Linked DNA regions of Homo sapiens: region 1 is linked to region 2. The links are chromatin loops, found by intact Hi-C in ENCODE. Cell type or tissue: Caco-2. All regions are shown on one strand. Links, peaks and the distances in the headings refer to the core of each region. The heading gives the core; the rest is flanking DNA. Region 1 overlaps LOC644277 (a long non-coding RNA gene). Region 2 has its middle 16 kb from the start of SIK2.

Region 1 (8,331 bases), core at 151-8,150, 130 kb before region 2:
CCTCTTTTCGTTTCCAGGATTTTTACCTTCTGGACCAGCCTTCCCCACCACGTGCTGTGGGCCATCCCTGCAACTTGGACTTAGGGCAGAAGTCTGTCCCCCTCTATGTGGTCAAGATGGATGGTAAGAGAGCTGGACAGATGGAGGCCACAGGGAGGCCTGTGGCTCGGGACCACACACATGCAAGCCTTGTCCTTACCAGGGCGTGTGCTCTGTCCCATGACCAGAAGCTGAGGTTTGACAGGGCAACCACTCCCCTAGGGAGGGCTCCCTGAGAACTGCATGCAAATTCTGACCCCCCTCAATGTTTCAGAAAGTTGAAGCTACCACGTGCAAACCAGGCTGAACAGCTGCTGATTATATACATGCTCTTGGGAAAACTCTTACCCCGGTCCCTGCAGGGTCAGAGGGAATCCCTGCTTGTTCTAGCGCTTGGCTTCCTGGGCCTGACCTGACCAGATGGTGAGCTACTACACTCCCTAGGCCTTCCCCTCGGGGATCCCAGGTGTCCAGACCAGGATCCAGGTGGGCATCGCAGCTCACCTGTTGCCCCTCCTATCCCTCCCCTACCCTTCCCAGGTCCCAGCACAAACCCATCTGAAGAGTGGCAGCTCTCCCTCATTCTCTGAATCTTACCTAGGAAAGTCTAGGGAAGGACATCTGGACTCTTCTTGGTCACTGAGCCTCAACTCCACACATCTTGGGGATCTGCTGCCCCCAGAGCCAGGCATCCGAAACCCCACAGTCTGCCTCCAAGTCAATGATACCCTGGCCTTCCTGGTGACTCATGAGCATTACCCAGAGTATGACCTGTGAGTGTCCAGAGACCACAGCCCCATCATCATGGAGGCCCTAGAGAGGAAATGCCCCTGCATCAGCCACCACTCCCAAAGGCAACGTATTCCCTCCTTTCTCTCTCCTCAGGGGCCACTTCTATAACACACTGGAGCAATATGACTGGCGGCGCTTCCGGGCCCTGGCTGAGGAGTCCCAGCTCTATGAGCAAAGCCTCAGCCTCTTTCTGCAGCAGTTCCAAAAGCCGGGCATTTATGTCTTTCGTCTGAGCAGCAACCGACATCGGAAGATGGTTTGTCTACGATAATTTGCCTCATTTAAGACATTATCCCATTATTTCCCCTCTCTTTAAAAAATACTGCTGCAGGCCAGGTGTGGTGGCTCACACCTGTAATCCCAGCACTTTGGGAGGCCAAGGAGGGCAGATCACCTGGGTCGGAAGTTCGAGACCAGCCTGACCAACATGGAGAAACCCTGTCTCTACTAAAAATACAAAATTAGCTGGGCATGGTGGTGCATGCCTGTAATTCCAGCTACTTGGGAGGCTGAGGCAGGAGAATCGCTTGAACCCGGGAGGTGGAGATTGCAGTGAGCCGAGATCGTGCCACTGCACTCCAGCCTGGGCAACAAGAGTGAAACTCTGTCTCAAAAAAAAAATAAATACTGCCTCATAACCAGCTCAGACAGATCTGCAGGGAAGGAGATGCCCTGATGTCCCTATCAGTTTCAGGGTCCCACAATGCTAACAGATGGTCCTGGGATGCCAAAGTTCATTTCACAGCAACCCAGCATGTGCTGTGCAAGGAGGGGAAGGTTGAGAGGATGGGAACACAAGTATGTATTCAGGGACATCAATGGCATTGAGCGGCTTAGGACCTCTGGCTATCTCTCCCAATCCTCCACTTTGTCTCCCCCCGACCCCCATCTGCCAAGCCCACCTATGCATGGTTTTATCTGTGTGACCTGCACATTGCACCACCACACTGATCCAGGTGTGCTGTTAGTGCCACACACAGCATTTAGTATCTCCCTGTCAGCACAACATCCAAGAGGTTTTACTGGCTTAGTCCCAGAACATGCACACAGCTCCCTCATACAGATAGTCATCTGATTTGAGTCATCTGATGTGAACAAGTTTCCCAGGAAAACTCTGATTCTGCCTCCCAGTCCCCAGGTTTACACAGTCATCCAACTATTTGGTCGGTGTTGGCCGGCGTGGGTCCCACTCTGTCTTGTGGCCAGTCTCTGGCAGACAGTGGGACAAAGACTGAACAGACTTCTTTCCATCCATTATGTCCGGGCCCTCCCGCCAGGGGGCCAGTGCTGTGGGGAAGGGCCCTTTGCCTCCACAACTCCCAGGTATCTCATCCAGACTGGCATCGCCAGGATCCCCCAGGCCCTGAAGAGGTCTGGCTGGCCAGGACTCCTGGGGGAGATTGTGCTGCTCCTGGGGCTTTGAGTAAAGCCAGACAAGCGACATCTTAACCACTCCACAAGACCACCTCTCCAATCCCCTATAAGTGGGTCTTCCATTCCTGTTTATGATAAGCATTCTAATAGTTGCTAAGATGCAAAGGTGACAAAGGTGCAGTTTCAAGCCTCCAGGGCTTGAAACAAATACATGTCAGCAAATATAATGGAGCTAGCTAAAGCATGTCCAGGGTGCACACCAAGGCAGGAGTTGACTGTTCTCCCTGGAGAGGGTGGAGGTCAGGACAGACTTTCCGGAAGAGTTGATGCCTGAATGAGGTTTGAAACAGGAGAATTATTAATATAATGTGGTCCCTGTACTACCAGAGGGTTGGTAAGTTGAGGAGGGGGTACGCAGTGGGGAGGAGGAACAGAGATGAGAAGGGGAGTATTGTGAGCACAGCAAGCACATAGGCATGAAACAACACACATCTCCTCTGGTGACCAAACGGGGTTTCCCATGACTGGAGCTGAGGTGTGAGGACAAGGATAAGGCTGGAACTGGGAGGGAGACTAAAATGGGATGGCCTCCAGGCCCTGCTAAGAAGTTTGGACTCTAACCCCTAGGCAAGGGATAAGAACTTTCAGCAAGTGAGAAAACCTGGTCCAACTTTTATTTGTACTCTAGCAGTAGGGTGGAGGACAGAGATGGATCAGAGGGGGAAAAACGACAGAGACCTAAACAATTAGTCCAAGCAAGAGAGGATGAGGTGCTCCCTAACCACGGTGAAGTGCGACCTGTTTCCTTTCAGAGTCTTCAGGAAGGATGCTGCTCCCTCAGCTCGCCCTTCCCTTCCCACTCCCCATTATGTACTCTGTAGATGCAGTGTCACAGCCTGAGCTGGGCTCGGAAGGCTGCTCCCCACCCCACCTTCAGGAGACATCAGCAAGAATGCAACCTCGATGCCTACACTTCCCCAAGAACTGGGATAATGTCAATAAGGAGAGGCCGATCTCACCAAGACTCTGACGCCCCCAGGGTTGAGGGGGGTCCTGGTGAGTGACAGGTGGGCTAGAATCCCAGAGGCACCCCCAAATCCAACTAGCCAGCTCCTGCTTCTTTTTTCCATCTTCCAAGATTGCTCAATTCTCAATTCCTCTTCATTCATCCACTGATTTGCTCAAAAAATCTTTTCTGAGTGGTACTGTATGTCATAACACTGCCGGGCACTAGGCATAGGCAATATAGAGCAGGAAAGAGACATCTAAACACACTTTCCAAAAGAAACATAGTATAACCGTGTACAAAGCAGCCAAGTTACACAGTGACCAGTACTATCTAGAGGAGCAAGTTGCAGAAGGTATTTATTGTATGTCACACTGAAGGGTTCCCCTTCTATCCTTGCTACTCACAGCATGGTCCTCAGACAGCCACACTGGGATTTGTTTGTGCTCCTAGAACTTTAATGTAGATATGAATTTCCTGGGGATCTTCTGCTTCAGTAGGTCTTGGATGAGGCCTGAGATTCTGCATTTCTAACAAATTCCTCAGTAGCACTGATGCTCCTTACCCAAGAACTACACTTTCAGTAGCAAGACTGTGCCTGGACTGTTGAGGCTCTATAGGAAGAAGATGCATGGAAGATCTGTAGGGAAGCTCATATTTGCATTTCAGGAGGATAATCCTTCTTCCCTCCGACCCCCACAGGTGGGAGCTGGGAGGCTGAGGAGCAGGTAGATCTGGAGTGGTTTGACACAGAGGCCTTCTTTGGAGACTGCCTCAGGCAGTCTCTGTCAGTGACAGCCAAACTCAGCCACACGAAGGAAGAGGTAACTGGCAGCTCCAGGCAACACTTCTACCCAAGACTGGAGGAACATGTGGGGCTAGAAAGAGTCTCCTCTTCAGGAGAGTTGGTTATAGGACATAGAGTCCAAAGAATATGGAACATAGAGTCCTAAAGGAATCAGAATAAAGGAGAGTATATGGGAAGGGGAGATAGAGGATTTCAGATTAAAATTAGAACTGATTTCATGAAACCTAGGGCTTCGGACCAGTAATAGGGATTCTACCAAGGCCACCATTGGAGTTCCTTCTCAGATCTCCATCCCTAGTCCTCGGTAGCCCAACTAGGTGAGCAAATTTATGCCAGTAGATGGCAGGCATTAGAAGCAAAAAGAATACATTAGAAGTCCAAGTACCAAAACTGGGCCAGGGCTTCCCCAGCAGAATGTGCATGCTGAGACTGGCTGGGACGAGCCAGTGTCTGTCCTCATTCACTCTTTCCAAGTGTCTGGGTTGGGGGTTGGGGGTTGGGGGGTGGGGTTCTGGAGTCTCTCCAGCTGTTGGCAGCAGGGGGCGCTGCAATCACAACAGTGAGAGGCTGGGTGGCTCCGGGAACAGAGTTCACACACACTCAATCCACCCTCTCTCACAGCTCAAACTCCTCTACCTTAAACTTCTGGGTGAAGCCCGTTCTCTCCAGCAGCTGTGGGGAACAAGGCGCTGCCTCCCAGCCTCCGCTAACCGGCTTCTGAGGAGCGTGCAGAGGGAGCAGCAGCAGGTGGGCTTGGTTCACGCCTTCCTCTCTGGTCTCTGTGCCCAAACACAACTCCCTCCCCTCACTGAGGTCCAGGCTCCCTCCCTTAGCACCTCCCCAACCTGTTCCATCTCCCTGGCCCTAAAGCTCTTACCTACAGTTCCCACCATCTCTGGGAATTTCTCATCCCCTTTGCCGCTGCTGCCATGCCTGTCCAGAATAACTCTGGAGTTCCCAAGGTGAGTGGGGTGTCCCCGAGCTTGCTGTCCCTGGTGGCTGTAGCGCCTGCAGGTGAGCAGGCAGGGTTGTCTCTGACCCAGGCTGCTGAGGCAGCTGCCTGGGCTGCAGAAGAGAAGGCCAGCCGGAGGAGGCACCTGGCAGGCGAGTACGCAGCCAGCCTTCGTCACCAACTCAAGCTCCTTCGCCAAAACCTCCTCGGGAGGCAGGAGCAGTGGGCCTCTTTCTGCTCGACGCTGAGGGAGGTTCAGCAGCAGTTGAAAGCACAGATGGGCTCCAGGTCAGAGAAATCCTCTCCGGCTGGGCAGAACCCAGAAAAGTGTGGATCTGGCCAACCTGGATCAGACTTAGGGAGACATGAAATGGGGAGGAGAGAATGTGGCTGCAGGGGGTCCCGGAACTGGCCAAAACAAAACGTCCTTTTCCCACCCCTGATTGCTCCTGTGCCCCTGCAGGGCAGTTCCCCAGCTGGACACGGTGCTGGGCCACCTGTCCCAGGTCGTGCTGCAGGAGGGCCACCGCCTGAAGGCCTGGGGCATTCTGGGCACCGGCACTGGGGCGGAGCTACTGAGGCCAGGTGAGCTTTGCTTGGGCCTCAGCCAGGGCCCCCCAGGAAACCTGGCCCTGAATCAGGGCAACTAGCCCTGTAGAAACTCCAGTTCCACCCCCAGACACCCAGCAGGGGAGGAGAGGTAGAAGAGGGCAAAACAGAGCGGACACCCCAAGGTCGGGAGGGGCTTCCCATGCAATGCCTGCCCAAAAGAAGAAGGAGCCTCGAAAGTGGGAAGAACCAAGGAAGAAACAAAGCCATGGCAAGTCATAGCTTTATAGATCCGGAGGCACTTCCTGAAAATAAAAGCCTGGCAGATGAAGGCAAACGGCCAAGTTTGGTAAATGATGAACCTGTCTTGGGGTCTCGCAGGCCTGCTGAGTCCTGGGAATCCCGTAGCCCCCCTGTAGGCTGTTGCCACCATTTCCCGAGGCTTTTCCAGTCTCTGCCGGCCTGCGCAATGATATCACAATGGCACGTGGAATACTGCTCTGGAGTTAGCAAAGATGAGACCCCTGCCCCCTCAGGAGCACAATGTCTGTGGAGGCTGGGGAGGAGTTCTCACCAGCTCCTTCCAGTCACCAGCCAAGGGAGTCCCCGCATGTTCCCTCTCCCACCGGCCCCCAGCCCAGGGCTGAGCAGGCAATGATTGCTTTCCTGCAGCCCCAGCAGGCCCTCCTGGTGCTGATGACATCAGTGTGAACCCCGTCACCAAGTTGATGGTCCCTGGCCCCAACTCCTTGATGCTTCCAGCCAGCGGCCACGCAGGCTCCATACCCCCTGGCTACTTCATCCACCCTGACACTGGGAGGGTGCTGCCCGAGGCTGGACACCTGGGATATGATCTGCTGAGAGCTACCCTGGTGCCCACTATGGACACCAATGCCGGTGAGCCCCTGGCCCACTGACTATCCCCAACTCAGCTCTGGGCTTCAGAGATGAGGCAGGGCTTGCTGGGACTCTCAGGAATGAGCTCCCAGGGAGCACAGCACAGGACGCAGGGCTCTCTCCTTGGACAGTGGGGCTTGGTGACCAGCAGAGTAGTAAATACTTCCTTCCCCTCCTCATCTTGACATTCTTGCTGGATCCAGAAGGTGCCATGAGCTGCATGGTAAAAGGAGGCAGGTCCCAAGGCCCCTCTGTCCTGCTCTGCAGGGCTGAAGGAGGCTGGTGCATTAAAGGGTACCAACAGCTCCCTGTATCCCTGTCCAGGTGGTGTCCGAACATCAGAAGCTGCCATCCTGCCCTATGTGCCCTACCCAACCAGTCCCACCACAGGTTCCCCTCCAGCCACGCACCTGCCCATCCTGCAGCCAAGAAGGACGTCCCCGCTGGGGGCTCTCATGACAGACCCCGTCACAGGCATCAAGGTGCCCGTGCTGGCTGTGAATCTGCACCCCCAAACAAGGCAGTGGCTCACTCTTGGGAGGACATACTGCAATCCTCTCACCAAGACCTTGGCCCCTCTGGAGATGGGGGGCCCATGGAGGATCCAGTCACAGGAGGCATCTCGCCCATCCTGGGAGTCGGGTTGGATGAAAACACAGGTCTCCCGGCAGCCCTCAGCATTGTCCTCCCTCGCCCTCCTCCATGCCTGGCCTGGCCTCCCAGTCCCCTTCCTCTCAGCCCCCTACACCCTCCATGTTCTGATCTGAGCCACAAACTCCACCCACGACCCTCTTTCCACCCTTCATCCTCTCAGCCTCTTACCCCCAACCTTCCCTCTCCCCTTCCCCATCTCTACTCCAGTGCCCCTGGGGAGGGGAAGAGAAGCAAGGTACTTCTATAAAGTTAATGGACACTTTTCAACCAAAAAGGACCATTTCTCCACCTGTCACCACCATGCTCTACCCCCTGCCCCCTCCCTCTCCCCCTCCTCCTTCCCTCCCACAGCTCACTTCCACCCTTGTGCCCTAGTTCCCCTTATGCCACACCTGCCTACATCCCTGCTGGTTCCCTCTCCCACCTTGCCCCCTTGGTTTCTTTCTTCCAGCTCAGCTACTTGTACTGGGAGGGCTGCGAGATGCTTCGGGGAACCTCTTGCTGCCTGGTGACAGCTTTGTGGAGCCACTGAGCAGGAAGACAGTCCGGCTCCAGGGGGCTTCCTGACGAGAGGGCCAGACATTGCCCCATATGGGAGGGCCACAGGCCCTGCTGGACACCAATGTGCTAGTGGCCCAGAGGCAAGTGATTGCAGTGCTTCAGCCGTGCCAGGAGAGTCCAGAGTCGGGTGTACAGGAAACTCTGGAGGCTGCCATTAAGGACATGAGACAGCCACTGGCCTTGACTCTGCACCATGTCCTGCAGCAGGCTCAGAGGCTGGAGAGGCAGCTGGTGACAGCAGATGACATTGAAGCCAGTGGTGGCAGGATAGGTATGGATGAATCTGGGCCAGAGGCTCTCAGGCCCCGATATCTCGGGCCCAGAATGACCTGGTGCTTTGATGCTCCTAGGCCCATAAGCTCAGGGACAGGGCTGCAGCCCTACTGGCCATGCACATGCGTGACCAAGGGAAGAGAGAAGGAACTCCATGACTTCATACCCCGACCCCATGAGTGCTTGACTGCCTCCCTGTCTTAATTTCTTGCCAATGCCATTGAGTTATGTTATGGAGCATACATTCTCTTGTTACTTCATGGCTCATGAAACACCACCAACAGGTGCTATGATACCCATTTTAGAGTGGGAAACCTGACATTCAGAGAGTTAAATGAGTTGCCCAGCTGGGGTCCTCTAGCTGCAAAGCCTGAATCTCCTGAGTCCTCAATCCCTTCTCACCTTCATTCTGCAGCAGTCTTCCAC
Region 2 (8,331 bases), core at 118-8,117:
TGGCAACATGGTGTAATGCCTTTTCAAATGAAGGTAACCCTCTTTTTTTTTTTTTTAGTCAGGGTCTTGCTCTGTTGCTCAGGCTGGAGTGCAGTGACTGGTGTGATCACACCTCACTGCAGCCTCAACCTCAACCTCCTGGGCTCAAAAGATCCTCCTCCCTCAGTCTCCCAAGTAGCTGGGACTACAGGCATGCATCACCACGTCCTGCTAATTTATGCATTTTTTTGTAGAGATGGGGTTTTGCCATGTTGCACAGGCTGGTTTCAAACTCTTGGGATCAAGCCCACCTCAACCTCCCAAAGTGCTGGGATTACAAATAGGTATGAGCCACTGCGCCTGGCCATTAGGAACTGTCTTCTTTCAATTCTTTCCTAGGCATACTAATCTGAACTCTTGTCCTAGTAAGTTGTTTATTATTTCTTCCAGTGCTTCCTAAACTTTTCCACTGAAGTACTGACAGAGAAGAATGAAAGCTACACAACACACACACACACACACACACATGCACACACACACGCACACACACACACACACACACCCCGGTGTGTACTCAAAGCCCTGGGAAAGTGACCCAAAGCAAAATTATTGGGAAATGCAAAATTTTTCCAAAGTCCTGTGTTTATCTTAAATATTCGTTCAAGTCCCACAACCTACTCTGTTTTTCTTAAAGAAACAGAAGTTTAAAAGGGCAATTGATATTCCAGAACATGCAGTATGTTTAACAAGGGCTTTGAGAAATCCCTTCCCCTCCCAAATCATGATATACCTCTTATAACCCCATTTAAGAAACCCAGATTGAGAAATCACTTATATAATAGATTTCTATTGCTCTGAGGTAGAATTCATACTCTTAAAAGTAGTTTGCCTTTTTAAAAGAAATCTGCATTCTATCTACTTATGAAGCATCTATTTTTTTTTTTGTTCTCATTTTAGCAAAATCACTAGTTGTTTCGGTTTTTTTTTTTAAGAGATAGTGTCTTACTTTGTCACCCATGCTGGAGTGCAGTGGTGCAATCACAGCTCACTGTAGCCTTGAACTCCTGGGCTCGAGCAATCCTCTCACCTCAGCCTCCTGAGTAGCTAGGACCACAGGTTTGTGCCACTACACCCAGCTATTTTTAAATTTTTTTGTAGAAATCGGGTCTTGCTATGTTACCCAGGCTGGTCTTGAATTCCTGGCCTCAAGCAATCCTCCCAACTCAGCCTCCCAAAGTGCTGGGATTACAGATGTGAGCCACCATGCCTGGCCCAGTTAAGTTGTAATAATCAAGATTTTCAAATAATTTGTGTTTTATCAACAGTAGTGATAAAAAAGATTAAAATTAAAATATACATCTATTCAAGCTGTATAAATTTTTATATTTTTATCAAAAGTATAATATAAATACAAAAAATTTTAATATGAAATTGTTTTTCATATATTGTTAAAAAGTTATCTTTTCTAAAATATTCAAAACCATCTATTAAAATTAAAAGGCAAAATATACATTAAAATTTGTAATTTTAAAATGGGGATACCACAGACTGCAAGCTTTTATTTTTATTTATTTATTATTATTTATTAATAATAAATGTTTATTAATATTTATTTATTTAAAAGGCTGGAGTGCAGTGGCACAATCTCGGCTCACTGCAGCCTCCGCCTCCTGGGTTCAAGCAATTCTCCTGCCTCAGCCTCCCGAGTGGCTAGGATTACAGGCACATGCTGCCATGCCCAGCTAATTTTTCCATTTTTAGTAGAGACAGGGTTTCACCATGTTGGCCAGGCTCGTCTTGAACTCCTGACCTCAGGTGATCTGACTGCCTCAGCCTCCCAAAGTGCTGGGATTGCAGGCATGAGCCACCGCACCAGGCCCAACATGCAAGTCTTTATGGCATTCAGATGCAGCCACCTGCTGTTTTGAGGACATAAGGCAAGAGATATGGAGAATGGTTTCCTGGGGCCTAACCAGTGTTAGTGGTAAGAGTGGACATTTAGGCTTATGGCCATGCTGTGTCAGTGCTGAATGCCAAACTGAGAGAGGGGTCATGTGCTCTTTAATAATGTGTGTGTGGGTGGGGGTGTTGTGGGTGGTTTGTGATATGCAGGGCCTTCTAAACCCGGGCAGTTTTCACTTGTCCCAGTCTGAGGACAGTCTGAAGTCTTCAGAATATGAATGCATCATGGAAAAGGGAAAGTGGTTTGACACCCCAGCCCCACCCCTTACCGCTCCAGAGAGCATACAGAGTTTACAAGATATTACCTGCCTACCCAGTGAAGTTAGTATATAAAGCAGATATGATTATTACTACTTTACAAATAAGGAAACTGTATTAGTCCATTTCATACTGCTATTAGAACTGCCCGAGACTAATTTACAGCAAGCGAAGGGGGAAGTGCCCTTTATAAAACCATCAGATCTCAGTCAGGTGCGGTGGCTCACACCTCTAATCCCTGCACTTTGGGAGGCTGAGGTGGGCAGATCACCTGAGGTCAGGAGTTCGAGACCAGCATGGCCAACATGGTGAAATGTAGTCCCAGCTACTCGGGAGGCTGAGGCAGGAGAATCACTTGAACCTGGGAGGTGGAGGTTGCAGTGAGCTGAGATTGCACCACTGTGCTTCAGCCCAGGGTGACAGAGCGAGACTCTATCTCATAAAACAAAACAAAACAAAACAACAACAACAACAACAACAACAAAAAACCCATCAGATCTCCTGAGAACTCACTCACTATCACAAGAACAGCATGGGGGATACCGCCCCCATCATCCAATTATCTCCACTTGGTCTCTCCCTTGACACATGGGGATGATGGAGATTATAATTTCCAAAGATAAGATTTGGGGGGGAACACAAAGCATGACCATATCAGAAACTGAGACACAAACTAAAATGAAGTGACTCTCCGCTGGTTAGCTAGCTACAACATGGTGGATCCAAGAGCAGAACTCAGGGCTCCTGGCTCCTTGCCCATAGAAGCTGGCTGCCTCGTGTCTCACTTCCTGATGCTCAAAGTTGCTACTATATTACTATAAGGATTTTGTGGTCAAGTAGTATGTGAGTTGAAAAGAATAAAAGAACCATATTGTTTAGCCCTCTTCAGTGTTTAGGGATCTGGAGGTTCAGAGGTGGAGGAAAAGGGAAGTCATTTTAATAGATGTTTTCTGAACCTGATCATTGAACTCCAACATCTGAGAATCAACATATCCTGAAATGTTTCTGGTCAAATAGTGATTATGGGCACAACAATAAAATTACTGTATTTAGTCTTCTGGTGCATGGTCAGCATCTTCTTTTATCCTTTTGATTTGGATTTCCTTGGGCTACTGAATGGGGATGTTTTCTGTTCTTACGTGGCAATTTGAGAGGGGTAGCTAAGTAGCATAATTGTTATTTACCATGTGGTATGCACTATTTGGGAGTTGGGGGCTGAACCTGACAGAAAATTAAATGTGATTTCTGCCCTCAAAAGTCCTCATTTTACTCTGATGAATAGATCTGACATGTAAACACAGGAAGGAGAGGAGAGCACTACTTTTAGGGGAAGTGGATAGAGAGATACACAATAAGACAGACCTCTGTGAGAGTACCTAATAAGTTTAATTGGATGATGAATTGAAGAAAATTAACAGATTATTTTTAATTTTTACTTTTGGGTATAAAGCAAAGGCTACAGATGCTGCCTCTAAAACTGATCTCCACACCTCCAATCTTATTCCTCCAAAGTTATGGTATAAGTTCAGTTATATGGCACCTGCCCACAAGCCAGATTTTTGGTGACATTTTATCTTCTTCACACAAAAAAAATATATATATACTCCTCTCTCTTTCCCACTGCCAACTCTCCTCTCCAGAAAGACTCAGGACACTAGAAATAAGTATCTTTGTTCACAGGGATGGATGGATGGATGGATGCCTATTTAGAAAAACATTTATGACAAAATGAGGCTGACCAGTAGAGGGGGCATGGGACTTACATTTGATGTTCTTTAAAGAACTAAGAAACAAAGGTGCTTTAGTGAGGTCACAAAGCAGAATTCATTAGGTGTGTAGCAAATTTACAACTGCTAGAAAAGTTTGTGAACGTTCTCTTTATATCTTTACATTCCTGTGTGGGCATATGGAAGAGGAACATTGTGCAGACTCCAGGAGTGAATCACTCTTGATCCAACAGTGCATGACATTTCTTACTTGAGCTCTCTTGCATTCAGATTCTTATTACTCAATGGTATATGTGTGACTTCATTTTAACACAGTTTTTTCCATTATGACACACATGTAAATTCCTCAAGTTGCTAAGGCACACTTTGTGTGGCAAAACATTCAAATGTTAGGTCAACTTTTACCTTCACATATCTAGAGATTGTTATCCTCAGCAATAATTGCTCTTAGTGGGTACCTTTGTGAGTAAAATGGTCTTAAGTGCCTGGGGGCCTAAACCTAATTGTTGAGACCCAGGACCTAGAGTCAAACAGATGAGACTTCAAATTCTTGATTCTGTCATATACTAGCTTCATGGACTTGAGCAAGTTACATTAACTCACTAAGCTTTGATCCATCTGTAAAAAGGGGATTATAGTAGTAATCAAAAATAGGATTGTTGTGTAGATTAATGATAACTAATAGTAAAAACAAAATATGGTTGGGATAGTTGATGTTTTTCTGCTCAAGTGCACAGATTATCTTTGATTCATGAAACACTGTTTTTCACTGGTACAAGCTTAGCACCCTTTTTGTTTGTTTGTTTGTTTGTTTTGAGATGTAGTCTCACTCTGTCGCCCAGGCTGGAGTGCAGTGGCGCAATCTTGGCTCACTGCAAGCTCCGCCTCCAACTTATAATTGTTGTTAGCTTATAAGCATTATAAGCTTATAAGCATGCCCGGCTAATTTTTTTGTATTTTTAGTAGAGACGGGGTTTCACCATGTTAGCCAGGATGGTCTCGATCTCCTGACCTCGTGATCCACCCGCCTCGGCCTCCCAAAGTGCTGGGATTACAGGCATGAGCCACCGTGCCTGGCCACTCTTTTGTTTTTATTTATATATACTTATGTACTTATTTATATATTTGCTTATTATGAATAAAAATATGAATACTTGTAAGCCAACCACCCAATATAAGAATTAGAATATTAACAATCATACAACCACCTATGAGCTTCCCCTCAATTCATTTCTCCACCTTCCCTTCCTTGAATCTCACATTTATGGATCTCATATTTGATTTTCAGAAGTTATTAATTTTAATATAATCAGATTCATTAATATTTTCTTTTATGGTTGGAGGCTTTTTTGTGTCCTTAATACTTCCCTAGCTCAAAGTCAGAAAGACATATATTTGCTAATAAAATTTATAAAATTTTACTTTTAACATTTAAGTATTTAATTTATGTGTTTATTTTTATATATGGTATGAGGTAGGGATCAATGTCATTTTTTCCATATAGATTTTTTTTTTGAGACTGGATCTTGCTTTGTTGCTCAGGCTGGAGAGCAGTGGTGCAATCGCAGCTCACTGCAGCCTTGACCTCCCAGGCTCAAGCAATCCTCCCACCTTAGCCTTCCAAGTAGCTGGGACCACAGGCACATGCCACCATCCCCAGCTAATTTTTTTGTAGAGATGGGGTTTCACTATGTTGCCCAGGCTAGTCTGGAATTCCTGGGCTCAAGTGATCCACCCATCTCATCCTCCCAAAGGGCTGGGATTGCAGGTGTGAGGCACTGCACCTGGCCTAGATAACCATTTTTTACAAGTCCATTTATTGAATAGTCCCTCCTTTCCCCATTGATCTGCCATACCACTTCTATCATATATCAAAATTCCATATATGGTCAGGCGCAGTGGCTCATGTCTATAATCCCAGCACTTTGGGAGGCCAAGGCTGGTAGATCACCTGAGCTCAGGAGTTTGAGACCAGCCTGGCCAACATGGCAAAACTCCATCTCTACTAAAAATACAAAAATTAGCTGGGCATGGTGGCACACACCTGTAGTCCTAGCTACTCAGGAAGCTGAGGCAGAAGAATCACTTGAACCTGGGAGGCGGAGGTTGCAGTAAGCCGAGATTGTGCAGCAGCACTCCAGCCTGGGTAATAGAGTGAGACTCCATCTCAAAAAAAAAAAAAAAAAAAAAAGAAAAAGAAAAAAAAACATATATACATGGGTCTGGTTTCTGAATTTAAAGTTTCATATATTTATTTCTGAACAAATCCCACACTATTTTTATATCCTATAGCACTATTTCCAAATATGATTTTCAAAGTAAATCCTGTTATTAGTAAAAAAAAACTAGATCAATAAACATTGTTTATTATGCTTGTTTTATATTTGTTAATTTTGTTAACCATCTGATCTAACATATTTGCTTCTGGTGGCATCTATAATCCAAGTTGTTGCTTTATTTTGAAGTAACTGTACTCCTGAGATGTCTCATTACTTTGGCCTGTGAGTATATATTTCTCTGATGGTATCAGCTATTCTGTTTGAGCATTCAAAATGGAAAAAAACAGTCTGTGTCAACATCCAGTGAGCTCAAGGAGAGAGGAAGAGACAAGCACTACGGTGGAGAGATCCAGGCACCAAGCACCAGACTATCATAATTAATTGCTTAGGCTGGGTATCACGCCACCAAGCAACTCTTCAGGTCAGGGCCCTATCTTTAGACTCACACTATCCTCTATCCCTCAAGGAGAAGCAGCCTGAAGAGACGGCATTTCTGGATTGTAATTCACCAGCCCTAGGGGATGGAGGGTGTGGTGCAGTGGGAGAATAAATGCTCAAGGTCATCCAATCCCCACCAGTTTTCTATTTCTAAACTCTGGCTTCTGTTCTGTCCTGATCATTATCCTTGTGGACACTTATATCAGCAGTCTGAGCCTCTGCTTTTAATTTCCACATAAGTCTCCTGCCCCAGGCAACAGATATACATCCAGATATACACACACATCCCCACATATACACAGTACACACATGGAAATACACAATACCAATTCAAAACAGTTCCTCCAAGATTGATCTTGGGGTATGCAGCTAATTCTTTATCTTGGCAAAAAAAAATTGGGGGTTTAGGGTTTACATACTGGACAAAATTGTGAAACGAGTATCCCCTGGGACCTTAGCTGTACTAAGACAACCCAAGATTTAAAATCTCCTTCACAATGCTTACCTATCTGAGCCTCCCATCCCTATCATGCCCCAAAGGTTACTGCTCTGTTCTTTGCTTTCTTCACGTTCCACTCATTGAAGCTTATCTCTCCCCTATGCAAATACCTAATTAACCCAATTGTTATGGTCTGAATGTATGTGTCCTCTCAAAATTCATGTGTTGAAACCTAACTCCCAAGGTGATGATATTAAGAGATGGGGCCTTTGGGAGGTGATGAGGTGGTAAGGGCGGAGCCCTCATGAATGAGGTTAGTGCCTTTATTAAAGAGGCTGTAGAGAGACCCCTCTCCTTCTTCCACCCCATGAGGATGCAGCAAGAGGCACGTCTAAGAGGCAGAGAGCAAGCCCTCACCAGACACTGAATCTGCCGACTCCTGGACCTTGGACTTAGCCTCCACAGCTGTGAGAAATAAATTTCTATTACTTATAAATTACTCAGTCTAAGGTACTGTGTTATGGCAGCCAGAACAAACTAAGACACCAACCATGAAGCTAATGGAAAAAAATCAGAATAGCAGAGACGAAGGAGAGGCTTTTTCTCCGGGTAAACTAAGTACAATTTAGTAGTGGCTTCTGGAAGACTGCCACATTTGCTTTGTTTAATCCAAAGGAATAAGGCTATGTAGAAGGGAAGTAGCAGTGTGCTGGAGGAGATATTTTAGCAAATATAATCTTTCAGCTTTCAAATCTCACTGTGTAGAATCACATCTCCATAATATTAATTCCTAGTAATGCTTATAAGCTAACAACAATTATGTCAATTTTTCCCATTTCAAGTCTCATGGGTCACAACATGCATCATGAATGAGCACATACTGGACCTCACATAATATGGTCCCCCTCCCCTTCAGCCCCATCCCTCTCCTCCCCCATCACTACCCAGCTGGAACACTTGCAGCTTTTTCTGACCTCAAGATACTCAGAAATTTTGTCCCTGGTAAGGCTCCCTCCATATCTCATCTCCTCACTGTCTCCTGCTGATTCTTCCCATCTCCCCTTAAATTTTGTTTCCTGAGGAAAACTTATTGACCCCCAACCCCAGACTAGATCAGGACTCCGAAGAAGTTCTTTTCTTTTAGAGCATTTACTACAATTATGAATATGTAAAAGAGTGAAATTGGAGTAATACACTGGAAAGTAGAAAATAATGAATTTTTGTTTTTGAACAAATACATATTGAGGAC

What was found. A loop is a pair of places that touch in the nucleus more often than their neighbours do. Peaks named below come from ENCODE experiments on the same cell type or tissue, not always from the same donor. Only the 100,000 strongest peaks of a DNase experiment are listed, where the experiment ranks them.
Region 1: a loop joins it to region 2, with 4 times the contacts of the local background. A loop is called at or near these places in 11 of 110 quality-filtered maps.

The regions. Positions count from the first base shown.
Region 1 is chr11:111,450,323-111,458,653 of GRCh38, forward strand. LOC644277 (a long non-coding RNA gene) reads left to right here. Exons shown (of 4, transcript XR_001748381.1): 2 at 18-123; 3 at 925-1,087; 4 at 3,087-3,223. It also overlaps a transcript of BTG4 not described here. Among named protein-coding and RNA genes, the nearest start is that of MIR34BHG, 56 kb to the right of the region's middle. In Caco-2, for the core only: a CTCF peak has its summit at 4,558 (motif pointing right); DNase peaks (open chromatin) are centred at 4,569, 5,019, 6,329 and 7,675.
Region 2 is chr11:111,582,552-111,590,882 of GRCh38, forward strand. No RefSeq gene overlaps it. Among named protein-coding and RNA genes, the nearest start is that of SIK2, 16 kb to the right of the region's middle. In Caco-2, for the core only: a CTCF peak has its summit at 3,961 (motif pointing right); DNase peaks (open chromatin) are centred at 1,872 and 3,949.